2 separate regions of the Mus musculus genome follow, and region 1 is linked to region 2. Evidence: chromatin loops called from intact Hi-C (ENCODE). Cell type or tissue: left cerebral cortex. All regions are shown on one strand.

Region 1 (8,000 bases), 120 kb before region 2:
GCATTTGCACATAAATACAAGCATTGCAATGAGAAAAAAAATTCCAAAATTGCTTCTTTTCTTTCATATGGCCTAAATTACTGACACTCCCAAATGCATAAGTTTTCTTCAGGGACAGTACATTTTTCTTTATAGCTTCAACTTCTTGTAAGATTGACACCAGAGAAACCTGTAAAGCCACTGGTAGTTTCATTTAGAAAAGCCAAGAGACTTTAATAACACAACTTCTCAGTTTGGCCGCTGTACACGTGCCAAAGTTTGACTGCTGTAGAGGCAGTCGAGAAGACCCTTGCTTATTTACCTTGGAAGCACTGTTTGTGCAAACAAGCTTTCATTGTTAAGTGCCTGTATTCCTTTCATTTGCTTCATGTCCAGGGGTGCTATTTACCTAGAACCATTGTCTACTACAATTAACATTTACATTACAAAGTGTGTGCTTTTCTTTCTCAAGGAGGTTCAATTAAGGCAATAAGATGTTTGCTGGGGAAACCTATTGTTTACTCAAAGCTCTCAATGGAGTCACATTACTGAAGTTTTTGCCTACATCTTGGGTCGTTTATGTAAATATGTTAACTATAACATCTAAGGAAAATAAACAATATTAAAATTATGTGTTTGCCATTGTCATATCCAACTTGCTTTGTATCATACTAATGTTACATAACTTATCGATCAATAAAAATACATTTCAATGTTATTTTCATTTTACTTTTTGCTGTCCCACTGCTCCTGCTGCAACATGTCCCAGATTTTCTTTTTTTCTATTACACATCAAACTTCTGACATTTTGTTTTATTTGTGTGTGTTGAAGGAGGTACCATATCTAAGCATGAGTCTAATGGTGTCCAAGATAATCTCTACAGTGACCTTATCATAAGGTGATATTTCTTTAAAATTTGAAATATTCCGAAGGCACGCACATTGAAGTCAAAAGCAGTGTAACTATCAGTTAAGTAGTTCTTTGAAAGCTAGTTTTAACATTGGCAGAAACCGGATCAAGTTTATTTAGCATACCACTGCATTGTAAACCAGTTGGAGTGAAGTTGCAGGTTGCGTGAGTATGCATGTTAACTAGTGGGAACCAAGGCAGGCTTTGTGAAAGGAGAGCAGCAGATTGCTGTGCAAGGCCAATGTTAAAAAGGCAGCTGAATTTAACACCATCTGGAAGAAAAGATCCCTTCACGACTTTCTCACACCGTCAGACAAAACTAGTGTCTCTTGTTCCTAGCCCTTGTCTATGCAACCATACAATACTGAGTCATTATACTTTTGCTGAGAGAAAATTTGAGAACACAATATGGGTAACCAGTGAATGACCAAGTTTCATTGTGCCCGTCTAAGTCGATTGAAATCTACGTCTAGGGCTATGAATGGCTGTATTGTTTTCCTCACCAGGGCTGTACTAAATGTCAGCACAGTGTAAAGAAAAACTTGAAGTCTGCAAATAACTTACCAGATCTCAATTATAATATTTTCCCACACTAGAACTAATATCATTGCAAGGGGTTACATTGCAGAAAATACAAAAAGAAATGAGAAGAAATAAGAGAACTCATTACGAAGTTATTTTATCTAGACAAACATTTTAATTTGCTGATGAGACATTCAGGACACAGGTCTAGTTGAAGAGTGGAGTTCATTACTTGGATGTTGAAGTTCTAAAACTGCTTCTTGTGTAATTAAAATAAATTAAAAACAAATATCCACTTCAGTCTGAAAGTCTGATTGAGCATAAACGGACTCCAATTGGTTTTTATTGCTGTAGTTCTGCTTAGAAGCTGTTAGTGTGACTCCAACTTAAATTTTGCTTTGAGTTTCAGCATACTACTCTTTCCAAGTTTGACTGGTGATGGACAGACACTGTAAATGAACACCATAGAAGTATATTTCCCAAGACACACAAGAGCTTACGAGTGTATTCTAGTGCCCTGTACACTTTCTTTTTATAGTTTCTAAGAGTTTTTACACACGTGTATCAATCAGTTATCTTTCAGGCTAATGTTCACATGATTTATTTGACTGTAAACAGAAAAGAGTAACAGAACAGTTCAGAAAGAGTAAAAGAAGCTGATGGTTCACGCTTTATTGAGATGTCTATTTTAAGTATAATTGACTTTGCAGTTTTGCTATTGTATCACCAAGTTCTTCACATGTAAGTGCAAAACAGCGAATAACTGCCATTTTGCTGAATAACACATCTGAGTTCCCAATGTCAAAGGTATTTGTGTGTGTGTGTATTCCTAAATAGGAACACCAACTGCAGTCTTTGACATTTAGAATATTTTAGTAAAATATTTAAAAAGAGGATGATCAAATGATAGCTCTAAAAGTGAATGTAAAGCTATAGGCAACTTATTTCCCTTGCTTTATTTTGTGATGTTACAAACTAACAGTGAAAAGTCACTCAATAATCAAATTATAAGGCATATATCATTAAACACAGAAAAAAAAAATCCAACCCAACAACAAAGATAGAAATTGAATAGAAGTTAAAACATAGATATATAGAAGATGTCTATAATCTTGGCAAAATAGGCATGAGTATGTTTTTCAGTGCCTTTCATTTTCTGAAGTTGCTATGAATATGTATAATAATAAAATAAATACACTATTTATATTAAAAATGGAATGCTTTTTTCAAAATAGCTTTTCTTCAGGTCTTCTTAAAGCATTACATTTTGTATTAATAGTGTTCTTTATGTTTATTTTAAGAATTTATATGACTTTCTTATTTGAAAATATGTAAAATTCTAATGTGATTTTGTGTTGTTTGATGATAATATAAAATTCATTTAAATAATGAGATGAGAATGCTTACATTTCAAATTGAAAACCACTTTCTATTCATAGACTACGTAAACATTTTAAGAACTTTTATGTTTAAAAGGGTGTTTTTTTTTTTTAAGTGGCTAGATGGGGGCTGGAGAGATGCTTCACTGGTTAAGAGTACTTGTTGCTCTTCCAGAGGACCAAGGTCCAATTCCTAGCACCCACATGGCAGCTCACAACCATCTGTAACTCCAGTTCCAGGACATCTGATGCTTTCTTCAGACTTCTTGGGCACCAGGCACAGACGTGGTACACAGACAAGCTTACAAGCAAAATAGCCATACACATAAAATAAAATAAAATAAAATAAAATAAAATAAAATAAAATAAAAATGAACAAAGTGGCTAGATAGTGAATAAAAACGATGTGCACATCTGTTTTCCTATGCGTAACCTGTGGAAATACCATTGTGGCTTCAGAACGTTGATACTTATTTCCTCCTCCTCCTCCTCCTCCTCCTCCTCCTCCTCCTCCTCCTCCTCCTCCTCCTCCTCCTCCTCCTCCTCCTCCTCCCCTCCTCCCCCCTCCTCCCCCTTCCTCCTCCTCGTCTTCTTCTTTTTCTTCTTCTTCTTCCTCCTCCTCCTCCTTCTTCTCCTTCTCCTTCTCCTTCTCCTTCTCCTTCTCCTTCTCCTTCTCCTTCTCCTTCTCCTTCTCCTTCTCCGTCTTCTTCTTCGATAGCGTTTCTCTGTATAGCTCTTGCTGCCCTGTAACTCCCTCTGTAGACCAGACTACCCTTGAACTCACAGATCTGCCTGCCTTTTGAGAGCTGGCATTAAAGGCATATGCAACTATTCCTGGAGGTCATTTTATATCCTCCAGTGACTCACATTTTCCTAAATTTGCTAAAATAAAACACACTATGTTATGTTGGATTCTGGGTGGTGGCTGTGAAATGAACGACAAAGAATAAATGTCCCTTGTGATTAAAAACTAGAATTAAAGTTGTTCAGTAAAAGATATTTGTAATACTAGGTCAATTGTCTTACCAGTACTTTGAGACTGTTAAATAGATCTTACAACAATGGAGCATGTAAGGCCGTTCTTCAGTGTCTCCGGATTAATGGATGGCTTTGTTATCCTGTTATTCTGTTCACCGCCCCCCCCCCGCCCCCTCCAAGTTAAACAAGCCGCAGCAGAATCATCCATTCCTATTTGCCTAGAGAACTTATTTCACCTTCTCTGCTCTACTTTCCTGTGAAATTAACCTAAAATACTGAATGGAAATTAAAAGCATATAGTTGTGATTGCTACTAAGGAATATTTGATTGTTCTCAAACAGGGCTGCAGGCCAGAGTTAGTAGACTACCTTAGAAAGATGATGGCCATCTTTTGAGGTACAAGCATGTGGCTTTCTGCTTTGCAGCCAACTGCCAGACCACAGGGGGTAGAGTTTAAAAAGTACAGATAATCGACTTTATTCAGAGAAACAGGGAGTTCTGAACCATATCGGGCTTGATGGTTTGACTGGATTTTAGCTCAGAGTCTGCACAACGCAGTCCAGAGATCTAAAAATAGCCAGGCTTCGCCTCTCAAGGTGCTTGGTGTGGGCGGTGTATGGAGCAGACAGCAGGCTGTGACTGGCTGCAGAACTGGCTGGGCCAGGCAGTGGCAATGGCTGAGGCTGCAGGTTCGCCGCTGGGCATCACAAGGCCCGTCAGCACCGGCCAACAGCCTGAGTCCTCCCTGAGCTGCCGCTACTCGCGGCGGGCGACAGAAAGCTAGCGTCTGATTGGTGTTTCCCGGGAGACCGGCTGCCCTAGCTGCTGGAGCTAGTGCGCCGGCGCGCGCGCTCCCGGCTGGTGCGCGGGAGAGGCGAGGGGCGCGCTGAGGTTCGGGTGACCGGGTGGGAAGTCTCCCTGGTTCGCGGAGCTCACGTGCTCGCACCCCGCCGCGGGAAGGTTGAAGACCCCACCGGGCTGTGTAGTCCAGGCCGCCCCTCCTCTGCCCGGCAGGCTGAGAGCATCTATAGGGGATGCTGAATGTGATTTGCTTGTCCCTTGGCAGGTTACCAGGGTCCTGGCCTTGCTTGTGCCTCTCCAGTGTTCATTTGCTTAGGAATCCTTGAGTTGTGTTTGCGGATAGGGTGGTGTTGGGGGTTAGTCTATTTTGGACAAGGGTTTCTGGCAGGCAGATGTTTTCTGCCCCAGAGCCTCTTACTTGTCTGGTCGGCTCTTTAGGGTTAAAGGGGTTCTCTACTGAGCTTTTCTACCTCTGCTTACCCTTGCCCTCAATAGTTCAGGTTTCATGATTGTGTCCCCTCTATCTCCTCATACTTTTTTTTTAAGTTAGTGGGTTGCTGCTGACAGAAAAGGATCCCTCAACCCTCATCAGAAAAAATTGGTACAGGGTGGTCCTGGACTTGGGTTCAGGGAGCACCCACTTAGGACCTCTCCAGGAGTCGCACCAACGAACCAACAGGAACTTGGGGCATCTTCACAGCATCAGATTTGCTGCAATTATTTATCTCTGTTGGGTGGATACAGTAGAACTTGCTCAGAGTTTACTTTAAAAAAAAATCGGGGTCTTAAGCACTTACTAAAGCCAGTTAATAACATCATGCATGGACATTTAAACTTGTTGTAAGATGCAGACAGGATTAAGGGGAAGTCACGCTGTGCGCAGCTAATGATACCATCTTAACTCTAACTGGCCTAAATCCACCTCCCTTGGCTCAGGTCCGGGTCTTAGACCCTTCGATGATCCTAAAAAAGAGGGAGGCCTTGGATGAGTGAACTGGGCAGACAATAGGAGCATCTTTAAATGTTGCTTTAGGTGACAGTCAATAGTCCTGGAAGGCTATGGTGGGTCTTACTGTTGGAAAATGAGCAAGACCACCAAGAGAAGTCCTAAGCACACTGGTGTGCTTGTTCATGTGATAATAATGACACACATCGAAGGGTATTGGCCAACTTGTAGAGCAGTTTTCATTTTGTTGTCCACAGGTGTGAAAGTTGTTGTATGCCCGGGGTGGGATGGGGTGGGGTGGGGGTGGGGCTTTCAGATCCCCCAAAATGATGACTTCCTGGTTGCCGGTCTATTTGTAGTGCCAAGGCCAGCTACTTTGAAAAAGATAATCCAGGGTAGTATTTCAAAGGTAAATTTATCAGAGTATTACTAATAACCTCTTGACATAAGTTTCAAATTGATTATTGTTTTAAAGGAGTTTGTGACTTTTATATGACAGGGCAAATTAGAAATAACCCTGGGAAAATGCTTCAAAAAATGCTGCGTTATTAAAACAGCTAACAATACCCATCTGGTTCTGTCACTAAGTAGCTGTCTGGCAGACTCCTTGTGTTTATGAGTTTCTTTAGTAGGCATATGCCTTGAAAAAACAAGTTATCAGGATAATTTTTAACTGTAGATTAGTTTTGGGCATTTAAAAAAATTTAAACCCTGCTTTTAACAAGGTTAAAATGTTTGTCTTTTATCATTAACTGCTAGTGTGAGATTGAAAATAACTGTAGTTACTGATCACTGTAAAAACTGGTGTAAACCTGCAAAATGGTGGCTAAGGAAGCACTGCAAAGGAAGGTAGAATGGAGAAGTAGCAAAACGGTAAAACGTCAATGCTTTCCCAATTATGTTACAAGAAACAAGTTGCCAAATATTAATCATAGCATCTTTTAAATCTTTGTCTTTTAGAGAAAAAAAATCTATCAACATATAGAATAAAATTTATTACTTTACAAATTAACCACATATATGAAAAGAAATATTTTCACTGAATAAATATCTCAAACAGTTTATATATTTATCAGGTCCACTGTAATGAAAAAAATCTTCTATAATCTATTTGGAATTAATGTCTCCTTGAAGACAATAACAGGTTTAATATCATTGAAATTCAGATTCTACCAACTAGCTTCCTGTGAAGGCTAAATTTCTTGTATGGTAATAATAAAAGTGTACTTAGTTCTTATTTTTAATTCAGTGAGTATTATGAAGGAACCTGTTACAGTTGCATTAATATAAGAGTACTGAGGAAGAACCCACCCAATAGGTTTTAGACATTTCATTTTCAAAAGCAGACATCTTATAGATGTTAGTTGCTTAAAATTATTTTAATTGATTGCATTATCCTTGAAATGCATGCTGTCTGTACTGTGTTAAATTATTCCTGGCTAGCACTAGGTATGTGAAGTTTACAGTGTAGACCAGTATGTGGCATTGCATGAAAACTGTTTAAAAGCTTTAAATACAAAACTATGGCCATGACTGATTGATGATAAACGGATCTGAAAAGAATAGGAAAATATTTATTTTTGAACCAAGATCTTACTTTGTAATCCATGATGACCTGAAATTCAATATGGAGCCTAACTTGGCTTCTAACGGAAATTCTCCTGTCTCAGGTTCTGAAGTGATGGGATTACATGAGTAAAATATCCTTCCCAAATAAAAAAGCAAACGAACAAACAAACAGATCTTGATCTTTAGAATTTAGAGTAGATGCCCCATGAATGGCTTTAATCATGGAAATAGCTACACAGCAAGGAAGTAGGAATTAACAAATTAACATTTGCCTTGCTTTATAAAATGACTGGACAACTTGTACACAATTAGATTAATACCAGAGATGCTCAGTTATTCTAGAATCAAACTAGAAATTGCTATGTAGCTGAAGATTTCCTACACGAGACTCATGCTCAATTATAGCCTGAAGTCTCAGTTTGCAGATGTAACATGGAATCCCAGTGACTCCAACAGCAGGGTACAAACACTGTATCTATTTCTACCAATTTGTCTCAGATGAACTAGCTGCTAAGGAAAAATCCATACCAGGACTGAGTTAACTGAAAGTGTGCTTCCTCTGTAACAGGGAACCCTATCTCCATTAGTATGCTATGCTCATGGACAAAAAAAAAAAAAAAAAAAAAGAATTTAAATTTCTGCCCTTCTAGACTTTAGTCTTATGATCTATATTGTCACATTAGAATATATGAAGTGAAAATTATTCATGTTAACCAATTACAATTGACTAAATGATTTTCTTACTGCTGGAAATAGAAATTTGGCTTTGTTTATTAAAAGTTAATACTCAACTAGAGCTATTTCATTACAGATTGTCTAATTCAATTTTGAATTTTCAAATTGCATTTAATACAATAAAAAGCTCTTCTGCAGAAAATGCAACTTGAAATTGGAAAATATTTATGCTTTTATTGTT
Region 2 (8,000 bases):
TATATCTTAGCCTGAGTTCATGAGAGCATAATTTTAATTCTCCTTAGGGAGGGCCATGCAATATTAGTTAACTGTAGTGTTGCCCGCCATTCCAACAGTCGTTGATATGTGTATCTAATTCTTTTGTGTTAAATTGCCAAAGTTGTTGATCATAGCCAGAGGTTCGTAAAAGTTATCACTCTAGTTAACCGTAAACCTATTTGTTTTCTGGTCTCAAGAATTAGATAAGATAATGATGTTACATATTCTGTAATGAACGAACACTCATTAAAGGGACACATGTGGAATAATGGATAGAATACATTTTTAGATTTGTGCACGATGCTGATGTGTCCCAGATTTCAAGAAACTGTGATCAAATGCTGTGAAACTAAATTTGGATCGAGGAAGACTCATTTTTATATTATCCAGCCAAAGTACAAATACATTAAATAATATCATTTTAATCATAAAAATGACAACATGGTTGCATATGTCTAGAGAATATTCTGGAATGTCATTGAGATGCCATCTTTTAAGCTAGCTTAGTTAAACACTCAACTGATAACATTTTATACAATTTTTTACATTAAAGGTACATGTTAGCTAATAAACAAAATGTCTAGTATCCAAAATATCAAGCTATTCTTAAATAACTATAGACATGAAACCTCTATTTACTTTTTCCCTTGGGATTCAACTCTGGTAAGAACTCTTCACTGAATTTCTAATCTTCCTGCATCTGCACTCCCTCTAAATGCTACTATATTGACTACTTTTTTTTTTTTACTATAAAAGCTATTTTCCAAAACCAATTAAGCTTACAGAAATATCTTGCAGATGATAACAAGATTATGTGATATAAATTGCCAAGATGTGGGTGATTGCTCCTACCTCCAAGAAACCCAACTAAGTATTTATTTGTGTTTTATTTTTATTAATTTTAGGATCAAAGTCCCAAACTTAAAATAGTAAGAGAGAGAGAGAGAGAGAGAGAGAGAGAGAGAGAGAGAGAGAGAGAGAGAGAGAGATTGGCTGAACACAGACAAATATGCAACAATGCATTTTCTTCTAGTGTAGTAAAAATTAATCAATGAAAAGGAAGCTTGCCTTTATAAGATACTTCCTTCCTAAGAGTAATCTTTTATTCTAATTAAACTTTGCAGAATCTCAGTAGGAGTACATAATGGACAAATATTCCTTTTCCATAGATGAAAAAAAATAAAAGCATAAACAGGTTAGGGGAGAAGCCAGAGGTCACAAAATGAGTCATTAACTGAGCCAAGACAATATGATGCTCTTTTCTTCAAAGATGGTGCCCCAGATGTGTAGGCATTATGATCATGATTACACATTTGTAACTGTAGCAAAATTTAGAAAAAAAACTAGGTCAAAACACAAAAGGGAACAAAATAAAATTTTACTTATGGCAATTACCTTGGTTGGGAATGACAAAAAAAATCATGCTCACTGATATTAATTTTTTCTTTGCATTTAAAATCATCTGTTGTCCCACCACAAATAAATGCAAATATAACTGAAATACAAAGTAGCATTCTTACCACTATCCCATTAAAACCCTCATGTGTGAATGGGTATTTAATTAGGCTGTATTAGATTAATCCCATGTCTCCATTGGTTGTAACAAATGAAAAGATTGTGTTCACTCTCATGAGGATAGACATTTAAAGCTCAATGTAACTTTCATATTTTTCTGTGTGATCGGTCAGCTAGGACTTCCCTTTAATGAAAATTTGGTTTGTAAATCAGAAACTCTTTTTTAATTGCAAGAAATGGAAAGCAGGAATTTTTTTTTTAAGGATTGATATTACCTTTGTTGTTTGATATATTAAAATAAGGTCCATAAGGGACTGATCTAAACAATGAAGTTAATATAAAATAGATAAAACCTTGTTTCTTGGGCCTACATAGTGGTCCAGGCAAGCTTGGAAAGAACAACTTAATGCTTATAATACGATAATCTTGGCTACAGAGCAGGAGAATATTTGTTATAAAAGATCTTAAATGTCATTTCTTAATGACATTTTCAGGTAATTTGAAGTACTTTTAAAATCACTGCATATATTTTATAATTATCACATATGAAAAAAAATCTCACCTCCAGTTTAAACAGTGTTGGGGAATTAAATGTAAATTTAAGTACTGAAACCTAATTTTTAAATCAGAAAAATTATTGCAGCCGACATCCTAGTTTTGCTTTGTCACTGTACTGTGTCCCTTTCAGTAGAACAAAGACCAGATGCATAATGAGCCAATGTAAATGAAGTCAAATCAGCAAAAGCAGGGAGGGGGAGGGGAAGGTGTAAAATATGACAGTCGTATAATGACCAGAGAGTAGAGAATTTAAATGTTTAATGCCTGCACTTTCAGATTCATTTTCTGTCATCTCTTTGAATGGGTAGACTGAGGCGCTTGGCAGTCCAGCACGAAACATCATCCTCTAGACCAAAATAATCACTAATGTTGCTAAGTATGAATCTGATCTGCACTTATAATAATCCTTTTCCTATCACTTTCCACTCCTGTGCCCCAGTGTGGTAGGGGCATGGTAAGAAAGGTGGTCATAATTAGACATAATTAGGGAAAATGCTCTAAGTCTTTATTTGGGGCTTTCTGTCTTCCGCTTGTGTACTGCATGCCAGCTTCCCATCTCCCAGCCATGATGGAAGCTCAGAACACAATAGAAACACAGCAACAATATGAATTGCAAATGCATGGATATCTTTCGGTACAACCTACCTTATTGACTCTTAATAAAATGAGTATCTGCTAAAAAATACTTTGAGCTGTAAATTATTTGCTGTTGGTGTGGGACTTTGGAAAAACACTACAGATGTACTTTACAATCAACTAGACAGAGTTGTGTTAAACAGAATAGCTTAGTGCTTGTCTGTAAATTTCTCCCCTCCTTTTCCAAAAAAGGAATGAATCTTCTTAATAATCTATGCTGCTTAGCAAATGTTATAACTATACACGTGAAAATGTGAGTGTTTTATACACCCTACACTTTAGGACGATAACAAGCCTTTATCATAATGTTCTCATATTTAACATTTTCTCTCCCTAGAGTATGAATTGCCAAGAATATTAGCATTGAGACCATTGAATGCAATGTCCTCACAATCCCATTTTTTTCTCTTATGCTGTTCCAAAATATTACTGTCTCAAAACATATCCATAAATTCATTTCACTGTCCAGGTAGCTTAACATATAGTAATTAAATTGGAGCTATAAACAGTAAAGCATACACATGGACTTCTATGATTTCAATTTTATATTATAGTAGTGAATATTAATCTCTAAAAAAACAAATGCATTGATAATTTCAAGGTGAAATTCTTTTATGTTAGAGGAGTATATCTACTAGAGGAAGATTATTGTAAATTAAGTGAAATTTCTGGCTATGGTGCTAATTAAATTATTCAAAATCATTTTCTTCATATCAAACAGAAAAGAAAACAAATCTTCTTGCACTTGTAATGTGCTCTAGAGGGCTTCTGTTAAATGAGCTGCATGCAGGGATGTGTCTGGTCTGTATGCTGAGGGCTAGGGTAACAGGAGCTTGACTACTCCTTGCTTTGTAAATATTTAAGTGTTATATCTAGACGAGGGATAAAATGCTGAACTTTTACCTTTGAACCTTTCTGTGAAATATCTTAAATGCTACCAAATGTGAATATAGTGAGCTTAATTAGTAAATTTGACCCAGGTTTATGAAATTTTTTATTTTAGGTGTATTTACATATACACAAGCATATATATGTACATAAATTTATTTTATTACATCCATTGTTACAAGCCAAACCTTGAGCAGTTAAAGTATTAAAAAAACAATCAAAATACTCTTCATATATCCATAAATCCATAAACCTTTTTAAATTTTTTCCTGTTTAAGAAACAACTAAATTATGGAGATGCACACAACATTATAGAACATTTGCCAAGTATATCTTGATTCTTATTTGAAATTCCCACAAGAATATAGGCATGACAGTAATATAAGCCGTAGAAAGGGCGAAAAGAGTGGAACACAGGGACTTGTAAATAAATCCATGAATATCAAAAAGCACAGATGCTAAGATTACGCATTTTCACTAGTGTGGTTCTGTACTTGTAGACTCTAAGACCAGAATTTGTAATGTTCAGTATAGCAAGCCCTGCTGAGGGAGGGAGAGTACAGAGAAAGTCGTAGAAGGTTGGGAGGAGGGTATAAGAAAAAAAAGAGGGAGGGAGGTAAGGAGAGAGAAAGAGACAGAGATTGGGGGGAGGAGAGAGAGAGAGAGAGAGAGAGAGAGAGAGAGAGAGAGAGAGAGAGAGAGAGAGAGAGAGAGAGAGAGGCAGGCATAGCCAGACACAATACTGCATAATAATGGTAACATTCCTGCATGTCTAATGGCTTAAATGTGTTCTGTGCCTTGCTCTAGCCTCATGCCACAGCTGATGTCAAAGAACCATTTAATATTTTATCAACAGTCCTCCTTTGAACCACACACACACACACACACACACACACACACACACACACACACACACACATATACACACACACACATATATATACATATATATGCATATGTGTGTTTATGTGTATGTATCTATATATCTCTGTATATGCATATATCTATATTTGTTATAGAAAGCATTTGGAGTTTTTGAAGCATGAGGAGAATGAAATCCCTTGAATGGTACAATTTTAAGACACACAATATTTGTAAATATCCCATATTCAGTAATATTCACACCATTTTGCAATGAGTCTTACATTATTTACATGTTAGAAGCATTAATATGTCCTATTTCTTGAGGAAACATATACCCACATTTTATCTTCTTATTAAACAGTAGGAATGCGTAACTTTAATTTTTAATGTAAATTCAGTCACTGATTGAATAATGATTATAATACTAGTTGGACTTCTAAGTAGTTTTTGTGGAAAACATTGTTTTCTTGTTTGACGGATAGTCTGCTTGTAACAAAGAATGACTGAATTGTCTTAACAAAGAAGAAGAAGGCTGTATATGTTGGTTACAATAGAATAACCACCTTCCAGATCTCTTAAATCCACAATATATGTAGTGTGAGTCCTGAGTGGCTTTTGTTTTCAATGTCTTTTGTAAGCTTTTAGGGTTTTTTCTGCATCAAATGTCAAGTTAATTTACAGGGCGCTATTACTGATATGTTTCCTTGGTTTGTGGTTTTCTGTGAAAGGCAGGCAGCTGAGACCAAGTCTTAGGCTAGGGGGAGGGGCAGCTGAGCCCATAACACATACACTGTGCCAGGGTCTGTAAATTGGCTGCCTGTATGACAGCGGGCCCAGGGAAACCTCTAGTCTTCATTTGCATGCTGAGGAATATCCAGGATTAAACCGGACTGATTTTCATACAGGATTTAGACCTGACATTTATTATTCGGTTCACAGACCTCTTGAAGGAAAGTTTGTTTTCCACTCATAGATGAAAAATCTTCCAAGATAAATAAAGACTGGCTTAGCAGTAACAGTAAATAAATATCTTTCCTGTATTTCTTATGAATTTATCTTATATGATTAACAGACAGATGTTTGCCACCAAATTATTATATTTTGCTCCTTAGCATTTCCAAAGGAAAGTATCTATCAAGGCCTCGCTCAGTGTTTATATAAAATGTATTCATTTGACTCTGGAAGTTGAGTTTTCATAAATAAATTTAAAGACAGACATTTGATTTTTCTGAACGAATTAAAACAACATTGGGGAAGTAAAATACTCTGAGATGCTTAATTCTGTTTCTGTTCCATGTGTTTCTATGGGGATAGAGTGAATTTTGGTCATACTGTAAGCTTCAATTGCATAATGTTTTACAAAACAAGAAAATTACAAATGAATGTTTCACATGAGCCCATCTGCTAAATATATAACCCATAAAGTTCATTTTCATGGCTAAATAGATTTAAACAATATTTGGATGTCTTTTAATATTTAGACACTGTTTGTCCAGTAAAACACTTATAGTCCAACTTGCTAGTGATATTTTAACTGAATCAAGATTTAATTTCTAGTATTGAACAAAACATGTTCTGACACAGTACCAGGATGAAGAAACATGACCAGCTGCTTTCTTCTTTCTGGAATGCTTTTCTATGTGGCTAAAGTAAAGACTGCAAGTTGAAATTATGTAAACCCAGGAGAGAGCTAAGAGTCCTCATGTGTTAATAAACAGAAGAGAGTTTTCAAATGGGTTGAAAATATACTTTGTACATTTAATAAACAAAAGGTAGAATAATTCAAATGTCATCTATGTGGAACATGGAAGAAACAGTGTAAAATCTGACACATATTTGAATTTTTATTGTGTCAATGAAACTTTTGAAAATGAATTCTGATATTTGATTTCTTTATGGATGTTTTACTAACTGTAAAACAGTCTTAAATGTGTACAATATAGAACATCTCTCAAAAGTTTTTCTATTTCACTATAAATGTAAATGTATACAAATTAATTTATGGCTATATTCAGAAATATTTATTAATAAAATTTTAGAAAGGCTATATTAAAGAACCTCTTTTCTGAAACTTAATGTATCATTTATATGAATCTATTTATTAACCAAGCAGTTAATAAATGAACATGATGAGTCTATTTAGTTTTACCTCAATTTAATTTGCACACATACACATGTACACACACGCGCGCGCACACACACACACACACACACACACAACACACACACACACACACACACACACACACACACACACACACACACACACACAGAGTCTAACTCAACTAAACATGAGTACAACCAAAGAGTATAAATCATTGCTATGAGAAGAGTGGTGGTCATCTTCTGTGGAGAGATACTTCAGCATTATATATGTATAAGTTTCAAATGTTGACAAATATTATTGTAAACTAGGTCTGCACATGAAAAGTGAAGAAAATCAAGACAGTCCTTTGTACAGTTCATGCTAAATCCTTCACTTTTCCTTGCAATAAATAGTTGAAGCACATGTATTTTACCCTTGAATTATTTGGATGATTGCATCAATTCTTTAGTTTGTGTTATACATGTATATCGAAAGAAACTGTGTTTGCTGAAAGTGGCACTTTAGAAAACATCCCACTACAAAGGTGAATCTTTTAACAACATTGTTATGTTTTGGGTTTACTATACCAGAAGATTTGTTTATTAATCAAACTGGGACCTTAACAAGGGGCAAACGTTTAATGTATTTTCATAAGGAATTATTTCTAAGCAATAAACAATGATATTTAATGATTTAACATACAATTATACATATGTGGTACAAAATAGCTTCTTCCAACAACCTCTGGATCAATGTCCCAGTATCCACCCTTGTCATTTTTTACTAGCAATACCCTCAAACAATAGGTCCTGCTGATTCTTTAGAGAGTATTCTGGTATTGCTTTAGTAACAAAATACTGTACAATATTTAACTGTAAAGGTTTGATCCTCAACCTGGAATCATGAAAGTGTTTGCCCGAGAAAAAGAGAATTCTGAATTTGTTTGATTGGAATGAGGAGTGACATTTTCAATCAAGCCAACTTTTAGTGACTTTATTGTTAGTACATTTAAAAATATGGCTGATATAATGACTTGAATGAACAGTTATTTTGTTGTTTTTAGTGATGGCATGAGAAGTGGATAATAATTGCCCCTCTATTGAGACATCTTGATACCATTCACGTTTACTCAGCTTAAACTTAAGCTGCCACTCAATCATATTGTGGGAGTCTCTATGTCTTCAATGTAACTATTACTATACAGTATTCATGACAAACAGTCTGAACAAGAAAAAGGATTCCTACTTCATAATCATTGTAAATATGAAATTGTCAAGCGAGTCCTAATTAGTCACCGAGATAAAGATAATGTGCAAGTCTCCAAGAGGTGCAACTCACTTAGAACAAAATTCAAATATGCTCCAAAGAGATTAGTGTTTCAGGTCCCTACACTTAATAAAATTGGTGGACTATGTTTGCCAAATAGTTCTGT

Evidence for each region. Peaks named below come from ENCODE experiments on the same cell type or tissue, not always from the same donor. Only the 100,000 strongest peaks of a DNase experiment are listed, where the experiment ranks them.
Region 1: it touches region 2 in a loop (4-fold over the local background); 2 of 42 quality-filtered maps call a loop at or near these places.

The regions. Positions count from the first base shown.
Region 1 is chr13:83,740,612-83,748,611 of GRCm38, forward strand. It overlaps C130071C03Rik (RIKEN cDNA C130071C03 gene), which reads left to right. Exons shown (of 4, transcript NR_152245.1): 4 at 1-697. Among named protein-coding and RNA genes, the nearest start is that of Gm51268, 5.7 kb to the left of the region's middle. In left cerebral cortex, no CTCF peak of the experiment used is centred here; a DNase peak (open chromatin) is centred at 4,490; H3K4me3 peaks cover 2,721 bases; H3K27ac peaks cover 3,792 bases.
Region 2 is chr13:83,863,873-83,871,872 of GRCm38, forward strand. No RefSeq gene overlaps it. Among named protein-coding and RNA genes, the nearest start is that of Gm52045, 15 kb to the right of the region's middle. In left cerebral cortex, no CTCF peak of the experiment used is centred here; DNase peaks (open chromatin) are centred at 4,126 and 5,263.